Linked DNA regions of Homo sapiens: regions 1 and 2 are each linked to region 3. A link is an interaction called in ENCODE POLR2A ChIA-PET data of the cell type or tissue named here. Cell type or tissue: CD4-positive, alpha-beta T cell. All regions are shown on one strand. Links, peaks and the distances in the headings refer to the core of each region. The heading gives the core; the rest is flanking DNA.

Region 1 (7,688 bases), core at 1,620-6,619, 55 kb before region 3:
GTAGCTGGGATTATAGGCACCCACCACCATGCCTAATTATTTTTGTATTTTTAGTAGAAACGGGGTTTGGCCATGTTGGCCAGGCTGGTCTCAAACTCCTGACCTCAGATCCACCTGCCTCGGCCTCCCAAAGTGCTAGAATTACAGGTGTAAGCCACTGCACCTGGCCTCCTGTGGAATTTCTCAGCCAATTCCATGCCCTTGCTGCTGCTGCACTCCCCCTCCTCCTCCCCAGTCCAGGCCCTCATCCGTGTAAGAATCTGGCAGAGCCAGGTCGGGAGAGCCTAGGGATGAAATATGACCAGCCCCCACAGGCCACTCACTCCGCAGGGCCACCCTCACCCTCACACACCTGGTGAGAACCCTTGAAGTCGAGTGCTCCAATTACCAATTTTTATGCCATAAACCACCCCCAAACTTAATGGCCTCAGAGAGCAATACTTACCTTTCTCACAATGTGCACTGGGCAGGTCTCTGTGGGGACAGCTCATCCCTACTCTATTTGGCACCAGCTGAGTGGCCTGAAGGCTGAGGCTGGAATCATCTGAAGACTGGCTCCTTTACATGTTATAGTTGATGCTGGCTGTCACTTGGGACCCTAGCTAGGACTTTAACCAGGGCACCTGCGTGTGTGTTGGGCTCGATAGCGGCTGGGTTCCAAAGGTGAGTAGAGGGAGGAGAGGGAAAAGGGTGGGGATAGAGAGAAAGAGAAAGAAATAGAGCGACAGAGGAAAGAGAGCTTTACCCCTTTTATATTTTCAACCTAGCCTTGGAAGTCATAGTGTGACACTCCTGATGCATTCTACTTGTGAGGATTCAGTCACTAAGGCCAGCCAATATTCAAGAGGAGGGGAATTAGACTTACTATTTTCAATAGGAGGAATGTTAAAAATTTTGCAAACATGTTTTAAAACCACCACGTAGGCCAGGCGCGGTGGCTCACGCCTGTAATCCCAGCACTTTGGGGGGCTGAGTTGGGTGGATCACCTGAGGTCAGGAGTTCAAGACCAGCCTGGCTAACATGGTGAAACCCCATCTCTACTAAAAATATAAAAACTAATCGGGTGTGGTGGTAGGCGCCTGTAATCCCAGCTACTCGGGAGGCTGAGGCAGGAGAATTGCTTGAACCCGGGAGACGGAGGTTTCAGTGAGCCGACACGGAGCCACTGCACTCCAGCCTCAGCAACAGAGTGAGACTCCATCTCAAAAACAAACAAACAAACAAAAACCCGCCATATAGACTCAGGAACCAAGAGTGCCAAGGACACAACTCCAAGGAGCATAACTATTTTGGTTTTTTTTTTGAGACAGGGTCTTTCTCTGTTGCCCAGGCTGGAGTACGCTGGTGCGATCATAGCTCCCTGCAGCCTCAAACTCCTAGGCTCAAGTGATCCTCCCACCTCAGCCTCCAAAGTAGCTGGGAATATAGGTGTGTGCCACCACATCTGGCTAATTTAAAACAATATTTTGGCTGGGCGCAGTGGCTCACTCTTGTAATCTCACACTTTGGGAGGCCAAGGCAGGTGGATCATGAGGTCAAGACATCAGGACCATCCTGGACAACATGGTGAAACCCCGTCTCTACTAAAAATACAAAAATTAGCTGGGCGTCGTGGGGGGGCCTATAATCCCAGCTATTTGGGAGGCTGAGGCAGGAGAATCACTTGAACCCAGGAGGCAGAGGTTGCAGTGAGCTGAGATCGCACCACTGTACTCCAGCCTGGGGACAGAGGGAGACTCCATCTCAAAAAAAAAGGCCAGGTGAGGTGGCTCACGCCTGTAATCCCAGCATTTTGGGAGGCCAAGGCAGGGGGATCATGAGGTCAGGAGTTCGAGACCAGCCTGGCCAACATGGTGAAACCCGGTCTCTACTAAAAATACAAAAATTAGCTGGGCGTGGTGGCTCACACCTGTAATCCCAGCTACTCAGGAGACTGAGGCAGGAGAATTGCTTAAACCCGGGAGGCAGAGGTTGCAGTGAGCCGAGATCATGCCACTGCACTCCAGCCTGGGCAAGCAAGACTCCATCTCAGGAAAAAAAAAAATATGTATATATTGTAGAGATAGGGTCTTGCTATGTTGTCCAGGCTGGTCTTCAACTCCTGGGCTCAAGCAATCCTCCCATTTCAGCCTCCTGAGTAGGTGGGACTACAGGTACATGCCACCATGCCCAGCTAATATTCTTTCTCTGCCTTTCTTTCTTTCTTTCTTTCTTTCTTTCTTTCTTTTCTTCCTTCCTTCCTTCCTTCCTTCCTTCCTTCCTTCCTTCCTTCCTTCCTTCCTTCCTCTCTCACTCTCTTTCTCCTTTTGGGGTCTCATGTTGTCACCCAGGCTGGAGTACAATGGCATGATTATAGCTCACTGTAGCCTCAAACTCCTGGGCTGAAGGGATCCTCCTAGTTCAGCCTCCTGAGTAGCTGGGACCATAGGTGCACACCACCACACTCAGGTAATTTAAAAAAAAAATTTTTTTTTTTAAAGATGGGGTCTCACTATGTTGCCCAGGCTGGTCTCAAACTCCTGGCCTCAAGTGATCCTCCCACCACAGCCGCCCAAAGTGCTGGGATTACAGGCGTGAGCCACTGTGCCTGGCATTGTTGTTGATCTTTGTTCCTTTACCTCCCTGAATACACACATTGTTTGCTATAGCATATGTATTCCCATTGCACTATTCCCAAATAAACATCATTTTCTTTTAAAGACCCTCTGTTATTAGGTAGATATACATGGTATATCTATATATAGAAATGGTACCTGAAAAAATCACTATTAGAAGGAATTGATGATTTTTTTTTTTTTTTTTGAGATGGAGTCTCGCTCTGTCACCCAGGCTGGAGTGCAGTGGTACGATCTCAGCTCTCTGCCACCTCCGTCTCCCAGGATCAAGCAATTCTCCTACCTCAGCCTCCTGAGTAGCTGGCATTACAGGCGCCCGCCACCATGTCCAGCTAATTTTTGCGTTTTTAGTAGAGACAGGGTTTCACCACATTGGCCAGGCTGGTCTCAAACTCCTAACCTCAGGTGATCTGCCTGCCTCAGCCTCCCAAGAATCGATGATTCTTAGAACTGGCATGCAGCACTCACTGAAGGCTGTGAGCTCTCTGCTTCCACAACAGGCCTGTTCTGCCCTGCTGAGTCTTCTCTCAGGCTGAGCCTCCCTCTTTTTTTTTTTTTTTAACGGAGTTTTACTGTTTTTGCCCAGGCTGGAGTGCAATGATGCAATCTCGGCTCACTGCAACCTTTGGTCTGCATGGCCAGTTTGGATTAAAATTTTTGTGAACACTCTTATCTTGGTTTCTTTGGATTTGGTTTGACTCTTTTCTCTTGCTTATTTCTAAAAATCTCCCAAGAGCAAAAATAAACATTCCAACCAGTGGGTGGAGGATGGCTAACATAAGCCACTAGGGTGGTTCCTGCTGTCTAAAACACCAGACTAAACTCCTAATATCCCATAAATTACAGCATGTATAGGGTGGTCTTTGCTCTCAAGTGATGAATAAGAAATGGAATGGGGATGGTGTGGTGGCTCACACTTGTGATCCCAGCCCTTTGGGAGGCCGAGGCAGGTGGATCATATGAGGCCAGGAGCTCGAGACCAGCCTGGCCAACATGGTGAAACCCCATCTCTACTAAAAAATACCAAAACAAAAAAAATAATTTAGCTGGGCATGGTGGCAGGCACCTGTAATCCCAACTACTCGTGATGCTGAGGTAGAAGAATCACTTGAATCCTGGAGGCAGAGGTTGCAGTGGGCCGAGATCGCACCACTGCACTCCAGCCTGGGCGACAGAGCAAGACACTGTCTCAAAAAAAAAAAACAAGATAAAGAAATGGAATGGGATTCTCAAACATGAAGGCGTACCAGGATTTCTGGTTTTTGTTGTTGTTGTTGTTGTTTTGGTTTTTTTTTTGAGACAGAGTTTCACTCTTGTTGCCCAGGCTGGAGTGTAATAGTGCCACCTTGGCTCACCGCAACCTCCGCCTCCCAGGTTCAAGTGATTCTCCTGCCTCAGCCTTCAGAGTAGCTGGGATAACAGGCATGCACCACCACACCCGGCTAATTTTGTATTTTTAGTAAAGACAGGGCTTCGCCACGTTGTCCAGGCTACTCTCGAACTCCTGACCTCAGGTGATCCACCCGCCTCGGATTCCCAAAGTGCTGGGATTACAGGCTTAAGCCACCACACCTGGCCAATGCAAGGATTTCTAGGACTCCACCAGCTACATATTATGGCTCATTCTTGTGCACATTTTAAAACTGATGAGCAAAATTACATCAAGGAAAATTCAGAGCTCAAATGGTCATTATTCATAAAACCTACAACTATAGAGTTAGCATGGAGAGACTTCTAAGTTCTCTTTCTCTCCTTTTTTTTTTTCTGCCTGCTTTGAATCTGCTAACTTTTCCCCTGGTGTTGAGATAACACTTACTGCTTATGGCATTCAAGTCAAGATTAAACAAAAGTCTTAAAGGGCTTTCAAATTACAACTCCATGGTAACCAACAACCTAGACAACTTTTTTTTTAAAGACAGTATCTTGCTATGTTGCACAGGCTGGAGTACAGTGGCATGATTGTAGCTCACTGTGACCTCAAACTCCTGGGCTACAGCAATCCTGCTGCCTCAGACTCTGGAGTAGCTAGTACTAACAGGTGCACAATATTCAGACCAGTTAGTCCTTTTCTTTTTTTTTTCTTTTTTTTTTTTTTTTTGAAAGAGAGTCTCGCTCTGCCACCAGGCTGTAGTGCAGTGGTGTGATCTCGGCTCACTGCAACCTCCGCCTCCCTGGTTCAAGCGATTCTCATATCTCAGCTTCTCGAGTAGCTGGGATTACAGGCACCTGCCACCACACCCAGATAATTTTTGTAGTTTTAGTAGAGATGGGGTTTCACCATGTTGGCCAGGATGGTCTCGATCTCCTGACCTCATGATCTGCCCACCTTGACCTCCCAAAGTGCTGGGATTACGGGCGTGACAGCTAGCCATGTTTTAAAAACATAAAATTAGGTTTGCCTAACAATTGCTTAGAGTGATGAAACACTTAATTGAAAAAGTAATAATCTAAAGAAAAAGGCTAGGTGTGGTGGCTCACGCCTGTAATGCCAGCACTTTGTGAGGCCAAGGCAGGCGGATCACTTGAGGTCAGGAGTTGGAGACCAGCCTGCCCAACATGGCGAAACCCCGTCACTACTAAAAATACAAAAATTAGCCAGGTGTGGTGGTGCATGTCTATAGTCCCAGCTACTCAGGAGGCAGAGATGAGAGAATTGCTTGAACCCAGGAGGTGGAGGTTGCAGTGAGCCAAGATCACGCCAACGCACCCTGGCCTGGGTGACAGAGCAAGACTCCATCTCAAAAAAAAAAAAAAAAAAAAAAAAAAAAAAAAGAAGAAAGAAAGCGAGAAAGGAAGAAAGAAAAATAACTAGACAAATGTTTATAAGGCCAGGCGCGGTGCCTCACGCCTGTAATCCCAGCACTTTGGGAGGCTGAGGCGGGCGGATCACGAGGTCAAGAGTTCGAGACCGGGGCCGGGCACGGTGGCTCACACCTGTAATCCCAGCACTTTGGGAGGCCGAGATGGGTGGATCACGAGGTCAGGAGATCGAGACCATCCTGGCTAACACGGTGAAACCCCGTCTCTACTAAAAATACAAAAATTAGCCGGGCATGGTGGTGCGCGCCTGTAGTCCCAGCTACGCGGGAGGCTGAGGCAGGAGAATGGCGTGAACCCGGGAGGCGGAGCTTGCAGTGAGTCGAGATCGCACCACTGCACTCCAGCCTGGGCGACAGAGCGAAACTCCGTCTCAAAAAAAAAAAAAAAAAAAAAAAAAAAAAAAAAAAAACAGTTCGAGACCAGCCTGGCCAATATGGTGAAACCCCGTCTCTACTAAAAATATAAAAAATTAGCCAGGCGCAGTGGCACGTGCCTGTTGTCCCAATTACTCAGGAGGCTGAAGCAGGAGAATCTCTTGAACCTGGGAAGTGGAGCTTGCAGCGAGCCAAGATCACGCCACTGCACTCCACCCTGTGCAACAGAGCAAGACTCCGTCTCAAATAAAATAAAATAAAATAAAACACCAAAAAAAAGGTCTATAAAAGTTAGACTCTCTTAGATCAAAGAAGTTGAAACCTTGAGCTCAGAGCAATAATGTAAGGTATCTCTGTCCAGCATAAAAATGTTGCTTTTTCTGTCACACAGAGGCCAAAAGGCAAAAACAAAAACAAAATAAAAAAAACACCTGCTAAAGTTCTTTCCTGCCCACATTTGCAAATCAAACCAGATCAGCAAACAAAACATAGACGTGTTACTAGTTCCAGGGCACTTAGATATTTTGTATTTCTTATACAATTTAGCCAATCCTGGCTAAAATGTAAACAATTGAAAATTTAACCCTAAACTCATTTGAAACTGATAAAAAACAGTTTTTTGAGACAGTCTCACTCTCATGCCCAGGCTGGAGTGCACTGGCACAAACACAGCTCAACCTCCTGAGCTCAAGCAGTTTTCCTGCCTCGACCTCCCCAGTTGAATCCTGAGCTGGGACTACAGGCATGCACCACTATGCCCAGGTAATTTTCTCATTTTTTGTACAGATGAGGTCTCACTTTGTTGCCCAGTCTGGTCTTGAGCTCATGGGTTTAAGCAATCCTCCCACACCGGCCTCCCAAAGTGCTGGGGTTACAGGCACCAGCCACCTCAATCAGCCGAAACTGAAAAAAAAATTTTTTTTCTTTCTTTTTTTTTTTTTTGAGGTAGAGTCTCGCTCTGTCGGCCAGGCTGAAGTGCAGTGGCATGATCTCAGCTCACAGCAACCTCCGTCTCCCAGGCTCAAGCAATTCTGCCTCAGCCTCCCGAGTAGCTGGGATTACAGGCACACGTGGGCCACCACACTTGGCTACTTTTTTGTATTTTTTTTAGTAGAGATGGAGTTTCACTATGAGCCAGGATGATCTCGATCTCCTGACCTCGTGATCCGCCCACCTTGGCCTCCCAAAGTGCTGGGATTACAGGCATGAGCCACCGTGCCCTGCCGTAAATCTTTAATCTTTAATAAATAAGCTGGTTTTAAAACTATTGGTAAAATAGGCTAGGCTTGGTGGCTCACACCTGTAATCCCAGCACTTTGGAAGGGTGAGGTGGGTGGATCACCTGAGGTCAGGAGTTTGAGATCAGCCTGGCCAACATGAGGAAACCTTGTCTCTACTAAAAATACAAAAAAGGTAGCTGGGTGTGGAGGCAAGTGCCTGTAATCCCAGCTACTTGGGAGGCTGAGGCAGGAGAATTGTTTGAACCCAGGACGCAGAGGTTGCAGTGAGCTGAGATCATGCCACTGCACTCCAGCTGGCGTGACCAAGGAAAACTCTCTTTAAAAAAAAAAAAAAAAAAAAAAAAAAGACAAAGAAAAAAAGTATTGGTAAAATAAAAATAGAAATGTCTTCAGAATTATCAGCATACATTTTTGCTTGGGTTTACTGGCCAGACAGTTTTATATTTATCTCTACTAGATGTTTTAAGGTGTCAGGGTCTGACACAAGGGTTATAAGACTACAAATCCAGTTTTAAACAAAATGATCTGTGTTTGTATAATTTTTTGTTGTTGTTAGAGACAGGGTCTTGCTCTGCTGTCCAGGTAGCATGATATAACTCACTGTAACCTCGAACTCCTGGGCTCAAGTGATCCTCTG
Region 2 (7,688 bases), core at 1,684-6,683, 120 kb before region 3:
GACTCCTGCCTTGTTCTGAGGCCAAGCCCTCGGCAACTGCCCCTGCATCAGCACCAGGACCCCACCTCACCTCCCTGACCACCCACCTGCCATGCCCTAAACCTGGGCCTTCTGCCTAGACCACCCAGGACAGGTCTTGCCTTCTACCCTCGCCATCTATGGAGGTGAGCCAGGGAAACCCTTTGACTCAGGCAGCACATTGGTGACAAGTCTCAGATTGAGTTTTTTGTGGTTTCCTTCCAGATGACATGCGCAGTTAGAGCATTTTACTTAAAATAGATCAGGGCCCTCAAAAGACAATAGCAAGGATTGTGTTGACCTTTGGAAGGCTCTGCCCAGCCCTCAGGCTTGGCCCCTGCTCCCCAGATCCACTCATCCACCCAACTTCCTTCAGTCTCTGCTTCTGAGACCTGCCCTAGTCGGCTCTCAGTGTAGAGGCCCAGTCTTGCCTGATCACACCTCCCTCAGGTGTCATGAGGCTCCTGCAAGAACCACAGCCAGCTTTCACCCCAAATCCCACCAGGGTCTCTCCCACCATGAGGGTAAATAAGCAGGAACTAAATAGCCTGTCCAAAGCAGAAACCAGGTTCATTGTCTAGTTAAAAGAGGGGCTCTTGCCTGAGAGAGGTGGCTCACACCTGTAATCCCAACACTTTGGGAGGCCGAAGGTGGGAGGATGGATTGAGGCCAGGAGTTCAAGACCAGCTTGGGCAACATAGCAAGGCCCCATCTCTTTAAAGAAAGAAAAAAAAAAAAAAGAGGGAGACCGGATCAGACTCTTGGCTCAAAAGTAAACTTCTGCTACAGCAAAACTTAATAAATAAACGAGTCATGAGTCACTACTTCCCAGAGATCTTCAGGGTCAACTGTGAGTAGCTGATATACTGAATCTCTTTTTTGTTTTTTTTGGAGACTGTAGCCCAGGCTGGAGTGAAGTGGCACAATCTCGGCTCACTGCAACGTCCACCTACCTCCCAGGTTCAAGCAATTCTCGTGCCTCAGCCTCCCGAGTAGCTGGAATTACAGGCACATGCCACCAAGCCTGGCTAATTTTTTGTATTTTAGTAGAGATGGGGTTTCACCCCAGGGTGGTCTCAAACTCCTGAGCTCAGGCAATCTGCCTGCCTCAGCCTCCCAAAGTGCTAGGATTACAGGCGTGAACCACCACACCTGGCCCCTAGTGAGTCTTAAATGGCAATTGACCAAGTGACCACACTGCCTACGGGGTCTGCAGTGAGTAGAGTGGTACCACCTGGAGGCTTGATAGCAACACAGCCTGGGGCCCCACCCCAGAGCCACTGAATCTACTGGCATTTTAACTCGACCCTCAATGACTTGCATGCACATTACAGTCTGAGCAGCTCTGGTCTAAAGCAGACTCTCGGCTCGGGCTGCACACTGGTCATCTGGAAATCTGTTTTTTTTTTTTTTTTTTTTTTTTTTTTTTGAGATGGAGTTTCGTGCTTGTTGCCCAGACTGGAGTGTAGCCATCTCGGCTCACTGCAACCTCTGCCTCCCGAGTTCAAGCAATTCTCCTGCTTCAGCCTCCCAAGTAGCTGGGATTACAGATGTCCGCCACCACACCCAGATAATTTTGTTTTTAGTGGACAGGGTTTCGCCATGTTGGTCAGGCTGGAAGTGATCCACCCACCTCGGCCTCCCAAAGGGCTAGGATAACAGGTGTGATCTGCCGCGCCAGGCCTTCTGGAGACCTTTTTTTAAAGCCACCCATCTCCGGTGATTCTATTTAATTGGTCTGGGTGAGGTTCACCCGTTGCTATTGTAAAAAGTTCTCCCTCATTTTTTTTTTTTTTTTCTGAGACGAGTCTCGCTCTGTCACCCAGGCTGGAGTGCAGTGGCACGATCTCGGATCACTGCAGCTCCGCCTCCCGGGTTCATGCCATTCTCCTGCCTCAGCTGGGATTACAGGCACCCACCACCACGCCTAGCTAATTTTTTTTGTATTTTTAGTAGAGATGGGGTTTCACTGTGTTAGCCAGGATGGTCTTGATCTCCTAACCTCGTGATCCGCCTGCCTTGGCCTCCCAAAGTGCTGGGATTACAGGCGTGAGCCACCGCGCCTGGCCTCTGACTCTTAATATATATCCAGGATTGAGAGCCAGTGGGAAAATGTCACTCCAGCAGGTTTTATCACTGCCAGCATGCTCCTGGGCCACTTACTAGCCTCTGAGCCTTCCTCTCCAGTGAAGTGAGAATAAAAGTGACTGTTGACTAGGCTTGGTGGCTCCCACCTGTAATCCCAGCACTTTGGGAGACCAAGATGGGAGGATCACTTGAGGCCAGGAGTTCAAGACCAGCCTGGGCAACATAGGGAGACCCTGTCTCTATAAAAACCATAAAAAATATTAGCTAGGTGTGGTGGTGCACACCTGTGGTCCCTGCTACTTTGGAGGCTGAGGTGGGAGGATCGCCTGTGCCTGGGAGGTCAAGGCTGCAGTGAGCCGTAAATGGAGCACACGAGTGCGCTCTAGCCTGGGCAAGAGTGAGGCCATCTCAAAAAAAAAAAAAAAAAAAAGAAAAGAAAAGAAAAGGAAAAAAAAATGACTGCTCTTCAAGTCAAAGGTATTAGAGACTGGAGGGTCTCTGGTGCACAGTAGGAACTGGGAGGAGGATAAAGATCAGTTTCAGGCCGGGCGCAGTGGCTGTAATCCCAGCACTTTGGGAGGCCAAGGCAGGCGGATTGCCTGAGCTCAGGAGTTCGAGACCAGCCTGGCCAACATGGTGAAACTTCGTCTCTACTAAAAATACAAAAATTAGCCGTACATGGTGGCAGGCAACTGTAGTCTCAGCTACTCGGGAGGCTGAGGCAGGAGAATTGCTTGAACCAGGGATGCAGAGGTTGCAGTGAGTCGAGATTGCGCCATTGTACTCTGGCCTGGGGGACAGAGCGAGACTCTGTCTCAAAAACAAAAACACAGCTCCGATTGCAGGCTGTGAAGGGCAGGGAATTGCACTCATTCTCCTCCAGCCCCTTCCCTTACCCAGGTCCAGGCAGCCTCCTTTGTCCCCAACCCCAGGGCTCTTGCTCCAGGCAGTCCTGAGGTTGGACGTAAGGTCGGTGATGCGGCCCTGCCCCCAGACCTTCCCACAGCTTCAGGTTCAGGAAAAGGCACATGAAGTTTGGTATAAACAAGGACACAACTTCACAGAGTTTCTCACTGATTTAAGTTAAATATTCTAGTCTTTAGAGAATGGGTCACATGACTCAGGAATTGCCAACAGCCTGTTTTCACCCAGCGGCTTCCTGGTTTACCCCCTTTAGGAGATGATTAATGGAAATTGAGAATGTGTCTCATAAATTACTTTTTTTTTTTTTAAAGCAGCACAGTTTTAGGAACTTTTCGAGACAGAACAGCTCAGCCAGCCTAGACTTCCACTTGTCCTCCCTCCTCCCACTCCTGCCAATTAACACCAGTCACCAGAGGCAAGAACCGCCTAGATCAGAAGCGACCCCAGGAACCAGGCTTCAGCACCCCTGATCTTCATCAATATTTTCTCAACTTGCCTAATCATAGGACTGAGCTATAATTCTTTAAAAAAAAAAAAAAAACAAAACCCCAACCACACACACACAAACAGAGACAGGGTCTCGCTATGTTGCTCAGGCTGGTCTGGAACTCCTGGCCTCAAGCCATCCTCCCATTCGGGCCTCCCAAAGTACTGGGATTACAGGCCTGAGCCACCGCATCCAGCCCTAGGCTGGAATTCTTAACCCCACTCCTGCTGCTTTTTGCAGGCCTCACTTCTGACTCACTGGGTCTAAGTTTCCGGGAGAGAGCCTCTGGACCCTGTGTTCTAGGCAAACGCCCCTAAGTAACAGCTCCCACTTCAGATGAGCTTAATCTGTGCCAGGTAGTGTTAAGTGCCCTCAATTAACTCATGTTATCCTCACAAGAACCTGCAAGTTAAGAAATTTGCCCAAGAGCACACAGTTATCAAAGGACGGAGCCGGAAGTCCAACCTGGCTATAACTGTAGAGACCACAAACTAGGAGGCAGTGGCTTCTCAGGCAGAAACACAAAGATTCTAAGCCGAGAACAAGAACTAGAGGACCTGGGTGGGGCTGTGTACTGCCCAGATGGTGCTAATGGCAGTTCAAAGGTGAGTGTTTCCTGTAAGTTGGGCCAGCGCCCAGCCTCTGCTCCCCCAGAACCTGGGAGGGCAGCACCCAAGATAACCTGAGCACCCCGTTACCTTGGAGCCCTGAGGCTGTCTCTGGGCCACCCACTCAAGGTGGCCCCCCTACCTGCTCAAGGCTACATACAGAGGGCTGTCCTGCCCAAACAGCCACACCCGAGGGCCGACCCAGTGCTCTGTGTGCCAAGGGAGTTTCTGGCAGAGCCACCTGATACCCCACGTGACAGCTGGCCTCTCCCCCATCACCCAGGGGCTACCCAGGCAGAGAGCTGAGAACACAGGGGCCATCAGCCTCGCTATCACCTCCACCCCCAAGTGCTTGGCTCCCCAAGGGACAGCTCTAAAATCCCCAGAATCTCAGGCTGGTGGGTCCAGCTGAGCATCCTAGTTTTCACTTTCTCCTCCCAAAAAGGAAAGAACCTTGGTCACTAAATTCTACGCCTTCTGGAAATCACTCTGCTAATGACTTCCTGAATGATCGACTGAGACCAACAGCTGGCCCAGCCCTGCATGGAGGAGTAAGAAACCCTCATCTGTCAGAGTTAAGGGGCCTGAATGGGTACAGGTCACATTCTTGGAGCTCAAGGTGACAGGCCAGAGCCCAGGTCCCCAGGACAGTGCAGGTGAGTAGAGCAAGCACCGATCTAGGGCTAAGATGGGGTCTGAATGACCCTGTAAGGTTCCCCACCTGATTTCCCAGGTGGGACCCTGAAGTCAGAGAGAGGCCTGAGAGTTGCAGGGGGGTGGGGGACCGGTGTTGGTGTTAATCTGCCTTTACTTCAAAACCCAGAAGACTCCCAACTATTGGAAAGTGAAACCTCCAAAAGCAAAGCCACCACCCATCCTCCTTCCCCACTCTGATTCAGACATGTTTTCCCTGCCCCAGCAGAAGCAAGGCCCTTCAAAGCAAGACAGGACTAAAGAGAGCCTCAAGGGATACAAAGATCTGCCCCTGATTTGGGGTTTGGGGGGCTAGTACAATGTACTCACATCTAGAAGTGCAGGTAGCTGCAACAAACGCCTCAGATGGGGAACTCTCACCCTGCCTTGGGGATCACTTCCCGGCAGGGCAAGGCAGGCCAAGCCCAGGGGTGGGGCTTGGGAGTTAAAGGGCCCGTGTGCAGCTGGTTCTCATTTTATCCTCCGGGCTGCTTCTGCTGCAGCTGAAGGCACACTGCTCCCTGAGTGCTCATGGGTTTCTACCTTGGAGCCAGCTGGCTGCACTGGAGTGGGACTGGGAGGAGTTGGAGGGCCCGAGATGGGACAGGTGCTAACTGAGGGCACCTCTACCCATCTGGCTTTCATTTTCCAATCTGGGTGAGTACAATTCTGCCTCTCCCTTCAAGTGGGGCCTAACTGTTGAGCTACAGCTACAGCCCCTCCTTTTAAGAGATGATAGCTCTGCATCTTTTATTTCAGACTCAGAAAATTCAGTCCAGGTCTCTGAATAGGTGTTCAATAGAAAACACACACTCACACACTCTCTCTATATAGATGTTCAATAGAAAACACACACACTCTCTCTATAGGTGTTCAATAGAAAACACACACACACACTCTACAGGTGTTCAATAGAAAAAACACACACACACACTCACACTCTCTCTTCCTCTTTCCCGCAACGTGCTGTTTGGGAGCTTGAGGTTTCTCTCTTCTTCCCAAGTTTCTCAATGTCTGGGCTGGGGAAGGAGGGCCCAGGCTCCAGCAGGTACGGACACTGCACCCTAGAGGCAGGAGCAGTGGGAATCAGTATTTCCGCTGCCGAGGGAAGAGACTACTCCCGGAGGATCGGAGTGGGGGGCTGGCGGGGCTGGGGTCCTCCGAGTCCAGGCTGAAGAGGTCCCTCCCGGTACGAAGGATCTGCTCCTCCAGCTTCTTGTGTCTCTTCATGTCCGACAGCACCTTGTCCAGGCGGGCCTCCCGTTTCTGGCTCCGGGCTGAGCTTCCTGGAGAAGAGGAAGGTAAGATACATGGAAGGGATGGAGGTGGTGTACACCATACCTGCCTGGACCTCACTCATCACTTGGGGAGCTGGTTAAACATGCAGGTCCCCAGGCCTCTGTCTTGGAGGACCTGAGGTTCAGGGTTGGACCTCAGAGAGGGTGAGAAGCAAAGATCTTGATTGACAGGAAGGCACAGGTAATGTGAAGAACAGGGAGGAACATACTGGGCAGGGGAATGGCAAGGGTAGAGGCCCCAGGACAAGAACAGAGTTCTGTTCAAAGAAGAGTGCAGGCCGGGCATGGTGGTTCACGCTTGTAATGCCAGCACTTTGGGAGGCTGAGGTGGGCAACTCACGAGGTCAGGAGTTTGAGACCAGCCTGGCCAACACAAAAAATTAGCTGGGCGTGGTGGTGGGCGCCTGTAATCCCAGCTACTTGGGAGGCTGAGGCAGAAGAATCGCTTGAACCCGGGAGGTGGAGGTTGCAATGAGCCAAGATCGCACTACTGCACTCCAGCCTCGGTGACACAGCTACACTCCGTCTCCCCTACTCGCCAAAAACAAAAACAAAAAAAAGAGTGCAGAGAACTGGAGGTGGCGGGAAAAGCGCTTGGATTCTCCTTTGACATGCTCTTCCCTGGCAAGATGGAATCCCTTGGAAAATTTTAAGTGGAAAAGTGACACGATTTATGGCTGAGTGCAGCAGCTCACGCCTGTAATTCCAGCACTTTGGGAAGCTGAGGCAGGCACTTTGGGAAGCTTTAGGTCAGGAGTTCAAGACCAGCCTCGCCAACATGGCGAAACCCCCTCTCTACTAGAAAATACAAAAATTAGCTAGGCGTGGTGACGTGTCCTTGTAATCCCAGCTACTCAGGAGACTGAGGTAGGAGAATCGCTTCAACCCAGGAGGTGGAGATTGCAGTGAGCCAAGATCATGCCACTGCACTCCAGCCTGAGCAAGAGAAAGACTTCGTCTCAAAGAAAAAAAAAGTGATATGATTTATGTTTTAAAAGGTTCATCTGAATTGCAGAAGCTGGAAGCAGAGAGCCCAGTTAGGAGCTACTACAACTATCCAGGCAAGAAAGACAGTGGCTTGGATGGGGATGTGGTATTGAAAGTGGAGACTAGCAGAGGTACTTGGAAATGTACATCTTATAGCTACCAAGACTTGCTGCTGGTGTGAATGTTCAGGTAAAAGAGAGAGAAATCAAGAATGGCTCTAGGCTGGGTGCAGTGACTCATGCCTGTAATCTCAGCACTTTGAGAACCGAGGCGGATGGATCACTTGAGCTCAAGAGTTCGAGACCAACCAGTCTGGGCAACACAGCAAGACTCTGTCTCTCCACCCCTCAAAAAAAAGAAAAAAGGAAAGGCATGACTCTGAGGGTAAATTCTAGGAAGGCATGTGGGGTGGGAAATGGGGCCAGCGGTGTGATTAAAGAATGTACATGGTAGTAGAGGGATGCAGATCTAGATAATATTGAAAGGCCAGGACTTGGACTTCTGGGAATGGGAAACATGATAGAATTATCTGTAATTTTCCAGAATCAATGACTAGTTGTTTTTTTAAAAAAAGAATTATCTGTA
Region 3 (7,688 bases), core at 1,476-6,475:
GGTTGCAGTGAGCCTAGACTGCGCCATTGCACTCCAGCCTGGGCGACAGAGCGAGACTCCATCTAAAAAAAAAAAAAGAAGGGGTCTTACTCTGTTTCCCAGGTTGGAGTGCAGTGGTGCAATCACAGCTCGCTGCTGCCTCGAGCTTCTGGCCTCAAGCAATCCTCTTACCTCAGCGTCCCAAGTAGCTGGAACCACAGGTGTGTGCCATCTTGCCCAGCTCATTTTTAAATTTTTTGGTAGAGAGCGAGTCTCACTATGTTGCCCAGGCTGGTCTCAAAAATTCCTGGCCTTGAGTGATCCCCCCCACCTCAGCCTCTCAAAGGGCTGGGATTACAAGTGTCAACCACTGTGCCCAGCCTGAACCCTTTAAAGCAGTGAAGTATATGCGATGTAAATTATATCTGAATTTTAAAAACGATGCTTCAGGCCAGGCGCAGTGGCTCACGCCTGTAATCCCAGCACTTTGTGGAGTTTTTTGCTTTTTTTTTTTTTGAGATGGAGTCTCACTCTGTCGTCCAGGCTGGAGTACAGTGGCACCATCTCGGCTCACTGCAACCTCCGCCTTCCAGGTTCAAGCGATTCTCCTGCATCAGCCTCCCAAGTACCTGGGATTACAGGCATGCACCACCACGCCTGGCTAATTTTTTGTATTTTTAGTAGAGAAGGGGTTTCACCGTGTTAGCCAGGATGGTCTGGATCTCCTGACCTTGTGATTTCCACCCGCCTCAGCCTCCCAAAGTGCTGGGATTACAGGCGTGAGCCATCATCCCCGGCCAGTCCCAGCACTTTGGAAGGCCAAGGTGGGTGGATCATTTGAGATCAGGAGTTTGAAACTAGCCTGGCCGACATGATGAAACCCCACCTCTACTAAAAATACAAAAATTAGTTGGGCATGGTGGCGGGTGCCTGTAATCCCAGCTACTCGGGAGGCTGAAGGGGGAGAACTGCCTGAACCCAGGAGGCGGAGGTTGCAGTGAGCCAAGATCACACCTCTGCCCTCCAGCCTGGGTGACACAGTGAGACTCTGTCTCAATAAATAAATAAATACAAGTAAAAAAATAAAAATAAAAACAATGCTTCAAGAAAAGGGGATTAAATATATCATTTAAAGTTATGATGATAACTAGTAGGAAGACTACCAATAAAAACAGCACAAAAAAAAAGAAGAAAAAAAGAATGAGTGAGATACATTCTTTGTTCTTCACATCAGGGAGTCAATAGTGCTTAAAACCACAAATGATCATCTTTTCCACTCAAGTGTAGATGCCAGGAGGACTAAAAACACAGAGCTCCTTAAACGTGGTTACCTCATGGGAATGAGAGTGAATGGATATTTTTTACTTTTTCATTTTGTACTCTGATAACTAAATTAATTAACGAAAAGCAAGAGGAGGTGGATAAGTTAACTATGCTAGAAAATTTATGAATGGACTTTATTGTTCTATTTTTATTTTTATTTATTTATTTTTTTGAGACCGAGTTTCACTCTTGGTGCCCAAGCTGGAGTGCAATGGCGCGATCTCGACTCACTGCGACCTCTGCCTCCTGGGTTCAAGCGATTCTCCTGCCTCAGCCTCTCGAGTAGCCGGGATTACAGGTGTGCGCCACTACGCCTAGCTAATTGTTTGTATTTTTAGTAGAAACGGGGTTTCACCATTTTCACCAGGCTGGTCTCAAATTCCTGACCTCAGGTGATCTGCCCTCCTCGGCCTCCCAAAGTGCTGGGATTACAGGTGTGAGCCACTGCGCCTGGCCCTATTTTGATTATTATACGCAGAGGGTCACTGAATTGTTGACTCAGGTCATGTAAGCAGCTCTTCTGCATCTTCTGTGCTTTCCCCAATGAATGTTTCATTCACTGGAATTAATTAGGTTGGAATGGAAAGTGCAGGACTTGGTTTAGTCCTCAAAATCTTACATCCTTTGGGGAAGTTACTATACCAATAATCTAAAAATGTATTCACTATAATCCTCCACCTAAAAGGCTGCCAAACCGCAGCAAATTCCCTTTCTGGTTCACAGCTTATTAAGAAAACTAAGCAGATCATGCAGAAAATAAAAATTAAATATTTTTTGTTTCTTAGATTATAGTTAAGGGGCTTTTTTGAGATGAAGTTTTGCTCTTGTTGCCCAGGCTGGAGTGCAATGGTGTGATCTTGGCTCACAGCAACCTCCACCTCCAGGGTTCAAGCGATTCTCCTCTCTCAGCCTCCTGAGTAGCTGGGATTACAGGCATGCGCCACCACACCCAGCTAATTTTGTATTTTTAGTAGAGATGGGGTTTCTCCATGTTGGTCAGGCTGGTCTTGAACTCCTGACCTCAGGTGATCCACCCTCCTTGGCTTCCCGAAGTGTTGGGATTACAGGCATGAGCCACTGCGCCTGGCCTCAGTTAAGGGACTTTTTACATATTTATTTATTTATTTATTTATTATTATTTTGAGACGAAGTCTCGCTGTTGTTCTCCAGGCTGGAGTGCAATGGCACGACCTTGGCTCACTGCAACCTCCGCCTCCCGGGTTCAAGCGATTCTCCTGTCTTGGCCTCCCAAGTAGCTGGGATTACAGGCGCCTGCCATCATGCCTGGCTAATTTTTGTATTTTTAGTAGAGACGGGGTTTCACCATTATGGCCAGGCTGGTCTTGAAGTCCTGACTTCAGGTGATCTGCCTGCCTCGGCCTCCCAAAGTGCTGGGATGACAGGTGTGAGCCACCACACTCGGCCTTTATTTATTATTTTCGAGACAGGGTATCTCTCTGTCGCCCAGGCTGGAGTGCAGTGGTGCAGTCACGGCTGGTTGCAGCCTCAAACTCCTGGGCTCCAGCAATTCTCCTGCCTCAGCCTCCTGGGTAGCTGGAACTACAGGTGCAAATTATCATGCCTGGCTAATTTTTAAATTTTTTGTCAAGATGGGGTCTCTCTATATTGCCCAGGCTGGTCTCAAACTCCTGGCCTCAAGTGATCTCCCTTCTGGGCTTCAAAAAGTGCTGGGATTATAAGTATGAGCCACCACCTCCGGCCTTCCCTCCTTCCTTCCTTCCTTTCTGCCTTCCTTCCTTCCTTTCTCAAAAAAAAAAAAAAAGAAGTCAGTGTTGTCTGACTGGTATTGTCTGATTACCTGCATATATTGATATATTATTCCAATAAAGATGCTTGCTTTTTCCTTTGGTTAAAAAGTATCCGGCCAGGCGCGATGGCTCACGCTTGTAACCCCAGTACTTTGGGAGGCTGTGGTGGGCGGATCACCTGAGATCAGGAGTACGAGACCAGCCTGGCCAACATGGTAAAACCCCATCTCTACTAGAAATACAAAAATTAGCTGAGTGTAGTGGCACGCACCTGTAATCCCAGCTACTTGGGAGGCCAAGGGAGAAGAATTGTTTGAACCCGGGAGGCAGAGGTTGCAGTGAGCCAAGATCACACCATTGCACTCCAGCCAGGGCGACAAGAGAGACTCTGTCTCAAAAAAAAAAAAAAAAAGCATCCAAAACCCTGGCACGGTGGCTCACCGCTGTAATCCCAGTTACTTGGAAGGCCAAGGCAAGAGAATCACTTAAGGACAGGAGTTCAGGACCAGCCTGTGCAACATAGCAAGACTCCTGCTTAAAAAAAAAAAAAAGTGTCCGAATATCTAGAATAATGCAACTTGTGGGATAGCTCCTTCTTGTTGCTAAGGCTCCTGAATCTTTTAGCTGAAGAACTAGGAGAGAGGAAAGAGGTTATCCAAGGACCCACTGAACTAGAGGTATGTATTATGATTTTTTTGCCCTTGATAATTTTCTGGGGGTGCTATACTAGAGTCCCATGATCTGAAGCGCAAGGCGTACCTGAAATAAATAAAGCCTGCGTTATCTGGCCTAAATCTGATGTGCACAGTGACGGATGGAGATGTTATTCACAGCCACACAGGCAGATTTTCTTCAGTACTTCGGTCTTAGAATGCTGAGCTACTTAGGGCCTCCGGAAGCAGGTCTTAAATGTTGCTGAGTAATTGGCAAAACAATCAATTACTCAGGAAGTCATTGGAACAAAGTATAGAGGCGGTGAACATTTACATAATTTTACCCACCTGGTTGTCTTGAAGGGCTAGCCATAAATTAATGTATGTGTCCGCAGCATAATGCCACAGCGGGATTTTTTTAAAGATCCGACGTTGAATTGTTTGCAGATAGTTGGTTTGCTAAGAATGTCTCGCCGTTGTGTTTTTTGTTTGTTTGCTCTGGGTTTTTTTTGGGACAGAGTCTCACTCTGTCGCCCAGGCTGGAGTGCAGTGGCATGATCTCGGCTCACTGCAACCTCTGCCTTTGAGGTTCAAGTGATTCTTGTGCCTCAGCTTCCTGCGTAGCTGGGTTACAGGCACCCGCCACTACGCCTGGCTAATTTTTGTGGGTTTTTTGTTTTTGTTTTTTGAGACAGAGTTTCGATCTTGTTCCCCGGGGTGGAGTGCAGTGGTGTGATCTCGGCTCATGGAAACCTCCGCCTCCCGGGTTCAGCGATTCTCCTGCCTCAGCCTCCCAAGTAGCAGTAGCTGGTACTACAGGCACATGCCACCACGCCCAGCTAAGTTTGTATTTTTAGTAGAGAAGGGATTTCCCCATGTTGGTCAGGCTAGCTTTGAACTCCTGACCTCAGGTGATCCACCTGCCTTGGCCTCCCAGAGTGCTGGGATTACAGGCGTGAGCCACCGTGCCTGGCCTTGCTGTTTTTAAATGCTTTTACCTTTCACGGCCTCAGCACACTAAAACTCATATCCACTGAGGTGACTCACTGTCAATCTGGTTTGACCTCTTGCCATCTTTGACCTCTAGATTGAGTGCCCCAGTTCTGGGCTTCTGTAGCATCGGATGGTGGGTGGGCGGAGGGGTGGGAAGAGTGATGAGTGGATGGAAGCACAAGGGGGTGGATAGGATGGGTCGGGGGTGGACAGGATGGGTCGGGGGTGGACAGGATAGATGGGGGTGGACAGGATGGGTGGGGGTGGACAGGATGGATGGGTGTATTACCGAAACGCCAGGGATTCAGTCTAGGTCCCATTGCTTACTGCACAGAAAGCTGATCTGGGATCCCGGGACAATGAGTATCGCCAGGAAAGAAGGCTTTATTCAGATGACATCTGCCAAGGAGACAGGAGATAAGTCTCAAATCCATCTCTCCAACAAACTCCAATTGGGGGTTTATATAGTGGGGAGCAAATGTAGCTGTGGGTGGGAAAACAGGAATTAGAGGGGGGTAAAGAAAAGGAGTTTCAGTTCCTTGATGCTATCTGGGAGGCCTGAGGGTCAGTTTCCTGGGGAAGGAACTCAGATAAGGCAAATTTAAGTTTCAAGCTTTAAGACCAGGAATGTCAATTTCTGTGTTTATCCAAAAAAAAAAAAAAAAAAAAAAAAATCTATGGGACAATTTGGCCAGTTTCCGGTGGGCAGGACAGCAGGTGGAAGGGGCGAGGGGCGCGGGTGGGTGGGTGAGGAGGAGGACAGGCATCAGGTGAGCGGATGGATGGGGTTGGTGGGTAACCCAGACAGTATTTGGGAGGGGATGGGTGGCTGGGAGTGAATGTGAGTAGCTGGTGAATCTGGAGTACACGGGGCTTTGAAAAGTCACAGGGGTACCCTGGGCAGTTGGATGGGGGTCTGATGAGGGGATGAGGCTGGAAAAGTGGGTGGAGAAAAAACTGCTGCCAATGCCTCCTCGCGTTGATTCTTGAGCAGATGCTATGCTGCGTATTCATAGCCTCCTTGGCTATTGCCTTCGGAATCCGGAAAGGGAGCTGGAATTAGAGACGAACGGAGGGCCGCGTGGTTGCAGTGCCCTCTGGTGGCCATCAGGGGTGGCCATCAGGACAATTGGTGTCTACATATTTTCCTTAAGTATTTTTTCATTGTCTATTCTTCCCCGCCCCCACCCCAACCCCAACATACAGACTCCCTGAGGACAGAGATTTTTATCTGTTTACTCGTTGTATGTTCATTGTCTAGAATAGTGCCTGGCACACAGTAGATGCTCAGTTAAATATTGAATGAGTGAATGACACAATTCAAACTGCTCCACCACTTTATATATTTATTTATTTATTTATTTTTGTTTGAGACAGGGCCTCTGTCACCCAGGCTGGAGTGCAGTGGTGCAGTCACAGCTCACTGCAGCCTCAACTGCCCAGGCTTAAGCGATCCTCTCACCCCAGTCTCCTGAGTAGCTGGGACTACAGGTGTGCACCACCACAGCTGGATAATTTTTTAAAAATAGAAATTGAGTCTCACTATGTTGCCCAGGCTGGTCTTGAACTCCTGGGCTCAAGTGATCCTCCTGCCTCAGCCTCCCAAAGTGCTGAGATTACAGGTGTGAGCCACCATGACTGGCCTCCACCACTTTATTGATGAGTGACCCTAAGCAGCTCTCTTAACTTTATAAAGCCTCAGTCTCCTCTTCGGTAAGTGGAGAGGCTAACGCCCGCCCCCACGAGCATTAACTGAGGGAAGGGGACCTGCACACCCTGGATGAAGGTGCTCCCTGCTAGCTCCCGTCTCATGCAGTAGCCAGCATTGCTGGCACATCCCGTACTCACAACAGCATATCATTTTCATTAAACAAACTGCTATGATGGGCACATTTGCCATTGTCTGTGGGGCATCCTGGGGAAATGATCCCAGCTTGGTCCTAGGCTGGCCAGGCAAAGAGGAAGTGTAGCCAGATGGACAAGGGACTGGGAGGTGATGCATAAGAGTCCTTGCCTGCCACGCATGCCCCATTTCCCCACCCCCTCAGTCACACCCAACTCTTCCAACTGCCTTGAGCCATCGAACTCCCTCTGCCTTCTGAAGCTCTGAAGACACTGTATCACTTCTCTCCAAACCCCATGGCCATGACCCACACTCAAGTCCTCTTCCACAGCTCCTCCTGGCCTCCCTGCAGCTGCTCTAGCCCCCTCAAATGCATCCTTCTGCAACGGACTGGATTGAAGCTGCGAATAAGCTTATCTGATTTTCCAGCTTGATTTCCAGCTCACTCATGAGACAGAGTCCAAATCCTCCGATCTACCATTTTGTGGTCTGGACCCAGCCCATCTCCTAGCCACCTCCTGATCACAGCTTCAAATCTTACAGCAAACAATCCAAGCCACCTCTGCCCATGCATCTCCCCTGCCTGGAAATCCATTTCCCTGCAAGGAGGGCGTGTGTTGCCCTAGAGTGCCCAGGATCCATTTCCTGTTCCCCCAGTAATGGAGTGCCCGCCCCAGCTCTCAGAGCTGGAGGATACTGGAGGGCTAACCCATTTCTGGGTTTAGGGGGAGCTTAAGACTCAGGCAGGCAGGTTCCTTTCGCTTTTTTAATGGAACGCTGTGGCTGCAACGAGCATTTTCCAGTTGGCCACAGCGCACCCCCACTTTGTCTTATTCCAGTTCCACCCATTTATTTTATCCGAATAGGTCCTGGAGGCACCGAGTTTGCAGCTCCTGGTACCCTCTCCTCACTTCTGCTCTGTCAGGCCCCAATGCCTGCCCAGATCCCAGATCCCAGTTCCCAGATCACCCCGGGGCTCAACTTTCCTCCCTTGATGCCCAGTGGAACCCCTGGTCCCATGGGGCTTCAGTTTCCCCAGTTCAGGCATAAGAAGCTGGGGTTCATCTGAGCGTGTCCATGTTCCCCCTGGAGGAAGGACGGGAGCAGGCAGGGTGGAGCTGGGATTAG

What was found. Peaks named below come from ENCODE experiments on the same cell type or tissue, not always from the same donor. Only the 100,000 strongest peaks of a DNase experiment are listed, where the experiment ranks them.
Region 1: POLR2A ChIA-PET joins it to region 3 with 24 read pairs; 15 of 35 experiments call an interaction of 5 or more read pairs at or near these places.
Region 2: POLR2A ChIA-PET joins it to region 3 with 11 read pairs; 24 of 35 experiments call an interaction of 5 or more read pairs at or near these places.

The regions. Positions count from the first base shown.
Region 1 is chr16:29,753,707-29,761,394 of GRCh38, reverse strand. No RefSeq gene overlaps it. Among named protein-coding and RNA genes, the nearest start is that of C16orf54, 12 kb to the right of the region's middle. RefSeq lists enhancers at 6,249-6,308, 6,749-6,818 and a silencer at 6,999-7,048. In CD4-positive, alpha-beta T cell, for the core only: no CTCF peak of the experiment used is centred there; a DNase peak (open chromatin) is centred at 4,564; H3K4me3 peaks cover 214 bases.
Region 2 is chr16:29,817,971-29,825,658 of GRCh38, reverse strand. It overlaps PAGR1 (PAXIP1 associated glutamate rich protein 1), which reads right to left. Exons shown (of 3, transcript NM_024516.4): 3 at 3,170-6,104. The coding sequence ends at 5,905. MVP (major vault protein) reads right to left here and starts at 5,197. Exons shown (of 15, transcript NM_005115.5): 1 at 5,149-5,197. It overlaps MVP-DT (MVP divergent transcript), which reads left to right and starts at 5,292. Exons shown (of 4, transcript NR_186424.1): 1 at 5,292-5,475; 2 at 6,058-6,119. RefSeq lists enhancers at 1-75, 262-391, 4,474-4,763, 4,226-4,792, 5,484-5,553 and 1 more. In CD4-positive, alpha-beta T cell, for the core only: no CTCF peak of the experiment used is centred there; DNase peaks (open chromatin) are centred at 4,348 and 5,238; H3K4me3 peaks cover 2,951 bases; H3K27ac peaks cover 4,261 bases.
Region 3 is chr16:29,698,787-29,706,474 of GRCh38, reverse strand. No RefSeq gene overlaps it. Among named protein-coding and RNA genes, the nearest start is that of QPRT, 23 kb to the right of the region's middle. RefSeq lists an enhancer at 4,057-4,156, a cis regulatory region at 5,475-6,077 and a silencer at 6,848-7,022. In CD4-positive, alpha-beta T cell, for the core only: CTCF peaks have their summits at 5,594 and 5,793 (motif pointing left); DNase peaks (open chromatin) are centred at 3,924, 4,474 and 5,794; H3K4me3 peaks cover 1,425 bases; H3K27ac peaks cover 3,037 bases.